Linked DNA regions of Homo sapiens: region 1 is linked to region 2. The links are chromatin loops, found by intact Hi-C in ENCODE. Cell type or tissue: tibial artery. All regions are shown on one strand. Links, peaks and the distances in the headings refer to the core of each region. The heading gives the core; the rest is flanking DNA. Region 1 holds the start of SNORA71B (small nucleolar RNA, H/ACA box 71B). Region 2 overlaps RPRD1B (regulation of nuclear pre-mRNA domain containing 1B).

Region 1 (5,379 bases), core at 160-5,159, 390 kb after region 2:
CAGGGAAATGAGGTGGGAGGGTCACTTAAGCCCAGGAGACAGAGGTTGCAGTGAGCAAACACAGTTCACTGCAACCTCTGTCTCCTGGGCTTAACTTCAGCCTGGGTGACAGAGGGAGACCCTGTCTCAACCAAAAAAAAGAAAAAGATAGAGAAAGATCCTGTCATTTGCCACAACATGGATGGACCTGGAGGATATTATGTTAAATGAAATAAGCTAGACACAGACAAACAGTGCATATCTCACTTATGTGTGCAATGTTAAAAAAAAAAAAAAAAGGTCAAGCATACAAAGATAGAGAATAAAATGGTAATTACCATGGGCAGGAGCTGAAGGAAATAGGGAGATGTAGGCCAAAGGACACCAAGTAGCAGATATACAGGATGAGTAAGTCTAGAGGGCTCACGCACAACATAAGGGATTTCTGTGAAGCAGGTTTCAGCTGCTCCTCACACACACTAAAAACGGTGACTATGTGAGATAACAGACATGCTCATCGGCTTCACCATAGTAACCACTGTGCTATCTATATCTGTCCCATTATTCTATAACATCATGTTGTAAACTCAAATATAGACAATAAACATTTTAAAAACAGGTTGGGTGTGGTGGCTCACGCTTGTAATCCCAGCACTTTGGGAGGCTGTCCCAATTATTTGTATCACATAAGGCCAGGACTTCGAGACCAGCCTGGCCAACATGGTGAAACCCCATCTCTACTAAAAATACAAAAATTAGCTGGGCGTGGTGATGCACATCTTTAATCCCAGCTACTCGGAGGCTGAGGCATGAGAATCACTGAACCCAGGAGGCAGAGGCTGCAGTGAGCCGTGTTTGCACCACTGCACTCCAGCCTGGGCAACAGAGCAAGACTGGGTCTCAAAAAAAAAAAAATTAAAAAAAAAAGAAAAAAAGGATGCCAAGGCAAGAAGGCTTTTGGAGCAGGCCATGCCTGGCAGTGATCAGCACAGACCTGGGATGGGTAATGAACAGGTGGGGTGGGAGAGCCCCGCACCTACCATCTAGTGTGTAAGAGCTGCATTCATACATCTGACTATACCTATAGCATATTGTCTCCCCCGATTACTACTCTAGCCCTTGCCACCTTAATCTAAGGCCAGAAGGAAAATCCACCTCTGGTAGACCATGGACGCTCCTCACAGCCAGGACTGAAGGTGGACTGTAACAGCTGGCTTGTTCTAGGACATTTTTAACCCCAGCACTGCTCAATGGGATAAGCCTTGTCACCTTACAACAATGTGTCTTCTCATTTACTGTTTGTCCAGGTGCTACATGTCAGTTACCAGGCACCATGTGAAACAAGACAGAGGCACTGCCCTGAGGAAGCTCACAGCACAGTGGGCAGGAGAAGCAAACCAACAATTCCCAGACAGTGTGACCAGTGCTGAGAGGTGGGAAGGAGTGTGATGGGGAGGCAGAGAGAGCTTCTGGGGGGAGCTCTAGGAAGGGGTAACCACTACTGTGGCTCCAAAACTAGCTCAGAGACATAAACTCAGTGTGGCAGGTCCCTGCTTCACTGTCCTTTGACAGGAGCCTCTGAGTCCCATGCTAGGCACAAGGGACACTCAATGAACCATACAGCACCAGTGTATGGTAGATGCATGTAACAATAGCTTCTTAGGAAATGAGGGTTGCCATGTGGAGGTTACTGGGGGAAGGTGCTATATAATCTGCATGCATTTTACAAGTGGATGAGGTGCCCCCATCCAGCCCCCCACCACTAGACTGCTGACTGCCCTCAAGTTCCCCAGATAAACCCTGTTTCCTTCACTGGCTCCAGGTCTCTTCTCCGGCCTGTTGAACCTGGTGCCATCCCTAATGAGGTAAACAGGGGTCTGGCACGACAACCAGGTACCAGGAGGTAACATCACTGGTGAGAATAAAGGCATGTACGAAAGCTCCAGAGTTTGGAAGGGATAGGAGTGGACCCTTCAAACACGGGGAAGCGCTTTCATTGATTCCTCTCCCTGCACTATCAATGACCAGGGCAAAGGCAGCCCACGATCACTTTCGAATACAGGGACAAAATAGGGCAGTGAGTGAGTTGAGAGGGGAGGCACTGACAGCAGCTTAGGAAGGGCCCAAACTAAGAGACCTGGAAACAAGTCAGTGACCAGATTTGCAGCCTAGAATTGCAGCAGCTGCTTCTGATTCCCAAAGATTTCTAACATGGTTTGATTTCCCAAACTTTAGCATGAATACGAATCACCTGGAGACCATGTTAAGCCAGATTGCTGGCTCCAGATCCAAAACTTCTGATGTAGTAGGTTGGGACAGGGCTAAGAACTTGCACTTCTTACAAGTTCCCAAGTAATACTGATGGTACCTGGTTCTGGGACCACAGTTTGAGAACCACTACTCAAATGCTTCCCTCATAAGAGAATGAGATGGAAGATCAACTCTGGGTGAAATGTTGAGAATTCACTGGATTAGGAAGTCAGGGATTGTGTGATACTATCCACACGTCGGCCAGGCCTGGACTTACTATCCATAATCCCAGCACTTTGGGAAGCCAAGGTGGAAGGATTGCTTGAGCCCAGGAATTCAAAACGAGCCCAAGCAACATGGTGAGACTCCGCCTCTACAAAAAATTTCTAAAAATTAGCTGGGTGCAGCAGCACGTACCTGTGGTCCCAGCTACTCAGGAAGCTGAGGTGGAGGATCACTTGAGCCCAGGTCGAGGCTGCAGTGAGCCATCATTGCACCACTGCACTCCAGCCTGGGTGACAGAATGAGACCCTGCCTCAAAAAAAAAAAAAAAAAAAAAAAATCCATAAATCACTTCATAACAAGGATCGCCACCAAGTCCAGAGAAAACCACTAGCTAATTGCCTGCCTCCAAAATGCAGTACTCCTCCCACTTCAACAAACTATGCCAATCCACACTAGGATGACTCAGAGCCCAAGGGGAGCTCTGTAAGCCCCACCGTGATTCACACAGTGGAGTCGCAGAGTTCGAGGAAAAGAGGGTGTCACATGTCCCTGTGGGCCTCAGTGGAAGAGCAAGCAATGGGAAGCAGCCTCTGCCTCCCCTCTAGTGACCTCAAAGCCTTCGTCCTTGCGGCCTGAACACCAGTGCATTCTCTAGAGAAGCACCCAGGATTCATACCTTACAAGCACCGCAGCTCAGCCTCTTCTTGAAGACACGTCACCTGGGGCCACTGGGCACACAGGACAGAGGTCAGCTGACAATCCTGCAATGACAAGAAGCCACACATATCACTTCTTATAACACATTCCACTATCCAACATGTTCAACAGGAAAAAGCGACCTCTCAATCGGGGTGGGATGGGCTAGACGGCGGCTGCATCAGTGACTTCCCCTTGGTCCTCCCTCTCTAGCTTTATTCCTGATCTTACAACTCCACCCATTCCTCCAGGGGCAACCTGAGAACCAGTCATCCTCAGGGGAGCCCCAAAGGCCAGCACAAAAGGCAGAGGAATTAAGAGCTGGAATGGTGGCCAGTGAGTGACACCAATGCACACCTCAGAGGGTCGAGAGAACAGGCGAAACTCTTGGGTGGGAAGTGAGGGAAGTGTTTTGCCTCTCAGAACCCGGCTGTGCTCCCCTTGCAGCAATGAGCACTTTCTCTTTCTTACGACAAACCCTTCAGGACCCCCTATTCCAGGCCAATGACATGTAAAGATGTAAAGATGCTACCCTATCCTGTCCCCAAGTTACACATACACACACACACACACACACACACACACACACACACACGGGGTCAGCCCTGCTCACCCCAACCTCAAAGTCTCCCTCATGTTTATATGCCAATATTGCACTTATTCGAAACTGTGCTATCCACTGCGACACACCATGACTCATTACATATCACATTCCCTTCCTGATCTACCCCTCAGAACACAGAGCCTGGTTTCTGCAAAGAGAGGTCAAGCTGAGAAAGACTTAAGCATGATGCCCCCCCGCACTGACTTTCATGTGGCAGCCAAGCAAGCGCCGGACTCCTCAAGGGCTGGCAGGAGAGCAACAGGAGTTGTGTGAAAGCTTCAGGGTTCGGATGGGATAGGGTGGACCCTCCAAACACGGGGACAACCTCTTTCAGCGTTCCTCTCCCTGCACTATCAATGACCTAGGCACAGGCAGCCTATGATCACTTTCGGATGCAGGAGCAGAAACAGACAGGAGAGCCAGGAAGGGCAGGAGGATGGTGCCAGGGCCTGTGGGATGACCCAAGTCAGGGACAGTACAAGACTCCTGCAGCTGCCATCTGTCCTGTAAAATCCCATAAAACCTAACCACCAAGGGGAATCAAAGGGGAAACACCTCTGACAAAAGCCCTGGAAAAATCTGGGGACTAGAGAGCAGGATCATGGGGTCACGTCTGTAAAAATCAATTATGCCCTACCTTTGTTTTCTGTATCAGGAAATTGAGATTCAAAACAGGTCAGATGGCCCTTGGCTGGCATCTGGGAACTTGGCTCTCGGGATGTTCCTAGTCAACAGTTTACTGATCAGAACCGTTCACTGGACACAGTCTCTCCGTGCAAATAATGTGGCACAGGCACCTGTTTTCCTGAAAGTCTGGAATTTTGGTGCGTGCTAGGCAGGTGGTGTCTACATAACCAGATCCCAGTAAACACCCCGGGCATGGAGGCCCTACTGGGCTTCCCTGGGCAGAAACACTGCACACAGGCTGAATGCATTTTCACTGCTGAGGGGAGAATGGGTTCCATGTGATTTCTGAGAGAGGGAGGGAGCATGAGGAAGCTGGCACAGGGATTCCTCCAGACTCAACCTGCATCTTTTTTCCTGAATCATTTGGCTGTGTACCCCTACAATGTTGCTAGGTTAAATCTTAACCATTGATTACAACTGGAAAGAAATCCAGCCACTTTCCATTATGACATGCTGCTAATGCACTGCAGGAAAAGCCCCCAGCGCTCGCCCCAGGCAGCTCCCTGCAGGGGCCTCCTCCTCCACAGCCCCTGAAGGCACAGAAGGAGGGGCCAGCTCCAATCCAGCTTTCCCAGGGAAGAGGAGTCTGGATCTGGGAATCCATAGGACATGGCTCCTCTTCTCATCCTCACCTCTCCCTACGTCACCACCAAAGCACCAGAAAAAAAGGGGACGTGACTTTACAGGGTGCAAAAAGCCAAAATTCCAGAGATGGACAAGAAACCTTACCTCGGGCCCTGCGGTCTGCCACTCTCCTGCAACACCTCTCACTAAGCATCTCTACAGTGTTGCATAGATGCTGACTAAACCGTTCTTCTCACCTGAACAGCCATGACTTCTTTTAGGAATGAAATAGCAGCTTATCTCTAAGAAAGGGGCTAGAGAACTTCTAAGGCAGGGATGATATCCGCTTCATCTGTCAGGCCAACTGTTACTAA
Region 2 (5,379 bases), core at 152-5,151:
AGTGCAGTACTGATATCTTTACATACATTGCCATTAAAAAAAATTCTCGGAGCCCTATGAAGTAGGAACTTTGCAGAAGAGGAAAAACTGAGACTCATCTCGTGGTGAGGAGTAAACGGGATAATCCAAATGAACATTTAGCATGGGGTGAGGCACAGTGTAGGCATTCAGCAGATTATGGTGAGATGAGACTTTTGATTACTCACTGTGAGGCATGGTCTTTACCTTCAAGTTGCTTACAGTCTGGTGGGGAAAGATGGACACCTACACTCCCGGATGAGTTTCATAATGGAAGACTGAAGAAATGAAGCTCAGAGCTGCTCCAGACACCCTATATGTGGTAGGCCTTTATAGCGAAGTGGCTTTACAAGTGTTCTATACTATCTGTGAGTTGGGGACACCACAGATGTCCTGCTCTACAGGTGAGGAAACTGAAGTGGCTAAGTGGTATTTTCAAGGCTTTCGAACTGAACAGGCTCAGACTACAACAGGCTGGCAAACACCAAAATCTTCATGATTTTTTTCAGGAGACCCAGTTCTAGCCCTTTAGCAGGGACTGCCCCCAAATATCGCGTACTGTACTGAGATAGGGATCCCCTCAGCCCTTCGGGCAGTTCCGGGAAGAGGTAGAGCCTGGAGTTTATGGGGCCTTCTTCATGTACCCCACTGTGCCATTCAGAAATTATTTGAAGAGTGTGCTGAAATGTGAATTGCCACTGTACAGAATTCTATTGGGTGGGACCTCAAGAGGCAGTTAAAGTCCATCTCAGGTGTCATTTTTTTTGTTTTTTTTTTTTTGAGATGGGGGTCTCGCTCTGTCACCCAGGCTGAAGTGCAGTGGTGCGATCTCAGCTCACTGCAAGCTCCACCTCCCGGGTTCATGCCATTCTCCTGCCTCAGCCTCCCGAGTAGCTGGAACTACAGGGGCCCGCCACCACACCCAGCTAATTTTTTGTATTTTTAGTAGAGATGGGGTTTCACTGTGTTAGCCAGGATGGTCTTGATCTCCTGACCTTGTGATGCCCCCGCCTCGGCCTCCCAAAGTGCTGGTATTACAGGTGTGAGCCACCACGCCTGGCCAAGTGTCACTTCTTTTGTGACACTTTCTTGATTCCTTGCCTCACCCTAGTTGAGTTACTGAAAAAAAGCAAATTAGAGAGTACATTTGTGTATGAAGCTCCGTTATCCCTAATCTTACGTGGTAAAGCCTTATGTTGCAAGTAGGCTAGCATTATTATCCTCATTTTATAGATGAGATGATAAAGGTATAGAGGGATTAAGTGCCTTGTCCACAGACATACAGCTAGGACATGAGCCCAGGGCTGCCTGATGCCAAAATGTGTTCTTTTTCATGTACTCAGTGCCTCAATGCATTTAATAAGTGAAGGTGGTCACCTGACTGCAATCAAACTGTGGTGCTTTCATTTATTAGAATTAATGAGTGCCTCCCACCCCATCATACCAGTTTAGCATTTAATTTGTTCCTACTAGCTGTTCATTTGAACTGGTTACATCTTTGTCATTAGATTATGTTTTGAGAGAGGAACTAGACCTTCTTGTTTATTTGCAACACCACAGGATATCGCGTGGTGCCTGTTATATAGTTTAAAAATAGGAATTAAATCATGGTCTCTGATAGAATTTTCGTGGTTGAGTAAAGGATCTAAACAGCGCTATCCAATACAACTTTCTATGATAGCAGCATAAAGGATATAAACAGCGCTATCTAATACAATTTTCTGTGATAATAGCAATGTTTTCTATCTGTGCCATCCAACAGGTAGCCGCTTGGTATATGTGGCTATGGAGCACTTAAAATGTGTGACTAAGGAACTAAAGTTTTAAGTAGATAGAATTGAAAATTTAGTTTCCAGTTTTTACCAGCTGCAATTCAGGTGTTCCAATAGCCACACGTGGCTAGTGGCTAACTTACTGGACAGTGCAGAGTTAAAAAAAGATGCTCTTCCAAGCATCAATACCTAGCTTCCGAATATCCAGGCTTATTTCATGAACTGAAAATGCCCCCACACTGAAAGAAAAGGATTCTGTGCCCTAATGTTCAGATTGATTAGCCCTGTAGGTTCTACCTAGGGTGAAGTCATTTTCCGTAGCTGAGATGCTCACAGACTGTCTCTGAGTTGCCTTCAAAATATATGAGATTTATAAAAATTAACTTTTTTTCTTGCTTAAATACTTCTATTCCTGATGTGTTGTCTTTCCATTTTCTAGGAATAATTTTTAATTTATCCCATTTGAGCTCTGTTCTAAGTAGAACGTCTCCCCTTCTTTATGGACTAGTTTTGGTGTAAAGTGCTCCTAAATGAATGTTTTTAATGGTGTTTTGTATCTTGGCCTGAATGTAGGTAATGGGCTTTTATTGCAGAATTACTTTAAGACTTTCTGTAGATGTCAAAACCAGCCAAACAAGTGAAAAGTTTTGATTAACCAGTTGTTTAAATTTTACTCAACAACTAGTTTGACCAGTTTGGAATGGACATGGGTAGTGAGTGAAAGGACCTATTTCTGTCGTATAGGAAGGACATCTGAACAAGTGAGTTGTCCCCCAGGATTGGGATGGAGGGGTGTGCATGTTGTGTGTATTGTGACTGTGTGTGCTCAAGAGCTCTAGGGTTTTGTCATATCACCTTGACACACATGGTGCTTATGTTGACTGTTGAGGATGTTGAATATGGAGGGATACAGTTTATCCTAAATAAATCCCCATTGTTAAGTTCTGGGGTGATGAAAATTAATTGGCATTGTAAACAGTGAAAACCTTGGGTCTCAAGCCCCTTAGATACCTTGTTTGTCTACTGAGAAGTATATATCAGGTCTTGAATGTCCACACTGACATTTTACAATATGGATTCTAGGTTTTTTTTTTTTCAACATAAAGTGTATGGAATTTTAAAGCTTCACTTAATGAAATTTGCTTTGTTGAAGTTCTGTTTTGCTTTCGAATCTGCTAACTTGCATGGGATTATAGGTGTAGTAGTTTCACTTACATCAACTTTGCAGAGCAAGGTTTGCTTTAACAAAAAAGCACGTTTTGCCATAATCATACCTTTGTAGCAACAGTAGATATTGTAACTACTGACACTTTTGTTCTGCTTTTGAATAATAATTAGAAAGTTGAAGAAAGCTCCAGGTTCCTAGTATTCTTATCAGTTGGCCATCTAAACTAGGTTATTACCAGAAGGTTAAGACAATTCAGGGTATCCATATTTAATTTTATGAGCATTTAAGACATCAGTTTCATCAGTTTAAACTGTAATGTGCTATTAAAATCATGTTTTTAACTTGGGTTACTCTCCTGTAGCTACATTTTTTTTTTTTTTTTTGAGACGGAGTCTCTTACTCTGTCACCCAGGTGGGAGTGCAGTTGGCGCGATCTCGGCTCACTGCAACCTCCGCCTCCCAGGTTCAAGTGATTCGCCTGCCTCAGCCTCCCAAGTAGCTGGGTTTACAGGCGCCTGGCACCACGCCCGGCTGATTTTTTTTGTTTTGTTTTTTTTTTTTTTTTTTTTTTTTGAGACAGAGTCTTGCTCTGTCACCCAGACTGGAGTGCAGTGGTGTGATCTCGGCTCACTGCAAGCTCCGCCTCCTGGGCTCACCCCATTGTCCTGCCTCAGCCTCCTGAGTAGCTGGGACTACAGGCGCCCGCCACCACGCCTGGCTAATTTTTTGTATTTTTAGTAGAGACAAGGTTTCACCATGTTAGCCAGGATGGCCTTGATCTCGTGACCTCAGGTGATCCACCTGCCTTGGCCTCCCGGAGTGCTGGGATTACAGGCGTGAGCCACTGTGCCCAGCCTCCTGTAGCTACATTTTAAAATGTCAGATCTTATGCCTGCTATGTCAGACATATCAATGCTTTGTACATTTCAAAAGAAACAACTGGTTTCAGAGAGAAATAGAGTTACTCAGGTGTGTTAAGGTTGATAAAGAGCTTGTGTTTTTCAGGTACTTTAGCATTGGAGAAAACTTTGTGTTTTGAAACATCTAATTATGTTCTTATTTATTTCTTTTAAAAGAAAATTGGAACCAAAAATTGTAGGGATGTAACTTTATAGTTGAGAAATTATGTGCATAGAAGCCAGGGAATTCAGTAATGTTCCCCAAAGCAACTGTAACTCAGACATATTGCACGAGGTTTTTATGGTTTAATATATGATACCATATAGAGTAATAGGGAATAACCACATTTCATATAAATAAGAGAGAATTATGGTTTTTGTGAAAGCCCTAATTTTGCATATCTAGATTTCACACGTGTGTAAATTTTCAATAAGAGTGTAGTGTTAATGTATACTTGTATTTGAGCTAATATCTATTGGTGCACCTAGAGATTCTTCTATATTATTGATTATGGTTATTGGAGTATCAGAGAAATTCTCAGTTTAGGAGCAAAATTACAAGAAACCTTTTTTTTTTTTTTGAGACGGAGTTTTGCTCTTGTTGCCCAGGCTGGAGTGCAACAGCATGATCTAGGCTCACCACAACCTCTACCTCCCGGATTCAAGCGATTCTCCCACCTCAGCCTCCTGAGTAACTGGGATTACAGGCATGTGCCACCACGCCAGGCAAATTTTGTATTTTTAGTAGAGACGGGGTTTCTCCACGTTGGTCAGGCTGGTCTCAAACTCCCGACCTCAGGTGATCCGTCCATCTCGGCCTCCAAAAGTGCTGGGATGACAGGCATGAGCCACCACGCTCGGCGAAACCATTTTAAAATTGAAACCTAACTCAGTCTTTTTTTTTTTTTTTTGAGACAGAGTCTTGCTCTATTGCCCAAGCTGGAGTACAGTAGTGCAATCTCGGCTCACTGCAACCTCCACCTCCTGGGTTCAAGCGATTCTCCTGCCTCAGCCTCCTGAGTAGCTGGGACTACAGGTGCCCACCATCACACCCGGCTAATTTTTGTATCTTTAGTAGAGGTAGGGTTTCACCATGTTGGCCAGGCTGGTCTCAAACTCCTGACCTCAAATGATCCACCCACCTCGTCCTCCCAGAGTGCTGAGATTACAGGCATGAGCCACTGCGTCCGGCCAACTCAGTCTTTCATTCTGAAATATTTGATAATTAAAAGTGAGTTAGAAGTTGCTCATTTTTGCAGTAGAATAAATAAAAGCCCTAGTTTCAACATTAACACTGACTGCTTATCCTTTAGGAATTCTCTTTGGATTATCTTAATTTTTACTATCAATTAATTACCCTGGTTTAAACAACACAGCAATGAAGATGGCCCATTCTTTTTCTTTTTCTTTTTTTTTTTTCCGAAATGGTATTCCCAAACCTATTCCTTAGGTGGTCTTTTTAAACATATCTACTTGACCCCCCAGGTAGATAATACTTGTCTTAATGTTTTTTTAGGAGCAG

What was found. Hi-C counts contacts between places; a loop is a spot of excess contacts. Peaks named below come from ENCODE experiments on the same cell type or tissue, not always from the same donor. Only the 100,000 strongest peaks of a DNase experiment are listed, where the experiment ranks them.
Region 1: a loop joins it to region 2, with 6 times the contacts of the local background. A loop is called at or near these places in 9 of 110 quality-filtered maps.

The regions. Positions count from the first base shown.
Region 1 is chr20:38,423,289-38,428,667 of GRCh38, forward strand. It overlaps SNHG17 (small nucleolar RNA host gene 17), which reads right to left. Exons shown (of 8, transcript NR_185934.1): 4 at 3,131-3,215; 5 at 2,647-2,764. SNORA71B (small nucleolar RNA, H/ACA box 71B) reads right to left here and starts at 2,042; the gene lies at 1,907-2,042. SNORA71A (small nucleolar RNA, H/ACA box 71A) reads right to left here and starts at 4,155; the gene lies at 4,018-4,155. RefSeq lists an enhancer at 2,753-3,052. In tibial artery, for the core only: no CTCF peak of the experiment used is centred there; a DNase peak (open chromatin) is centred at 2,983.
Region 2 is chr20:38,034,984-38,040,362 of GRCh38, forward strand. The region is part of intron 1 of RPRD1B (regulation of nuclear pre-mRNA domain containing 1B); the gene reads left to right. It overlaps LOC124904898 (a long non-coding RNA gene), which reads left to right. Exons shown (of 2, transcript XR_007067579.1): 1 at 1-422; 2 at 2,476-3,124. Among named protein-coding and RNA genes, the nearest start is that of RPRD1B, 3.9 kb to the left of the region's middle. In tibial artery, for the core only: no CTCF peak of the experiment used is centred there; no DNase peak of the experiment used is centred there; H3K4me3 peaks cover 227 bases; H3K27ac peaks cover 75 bases.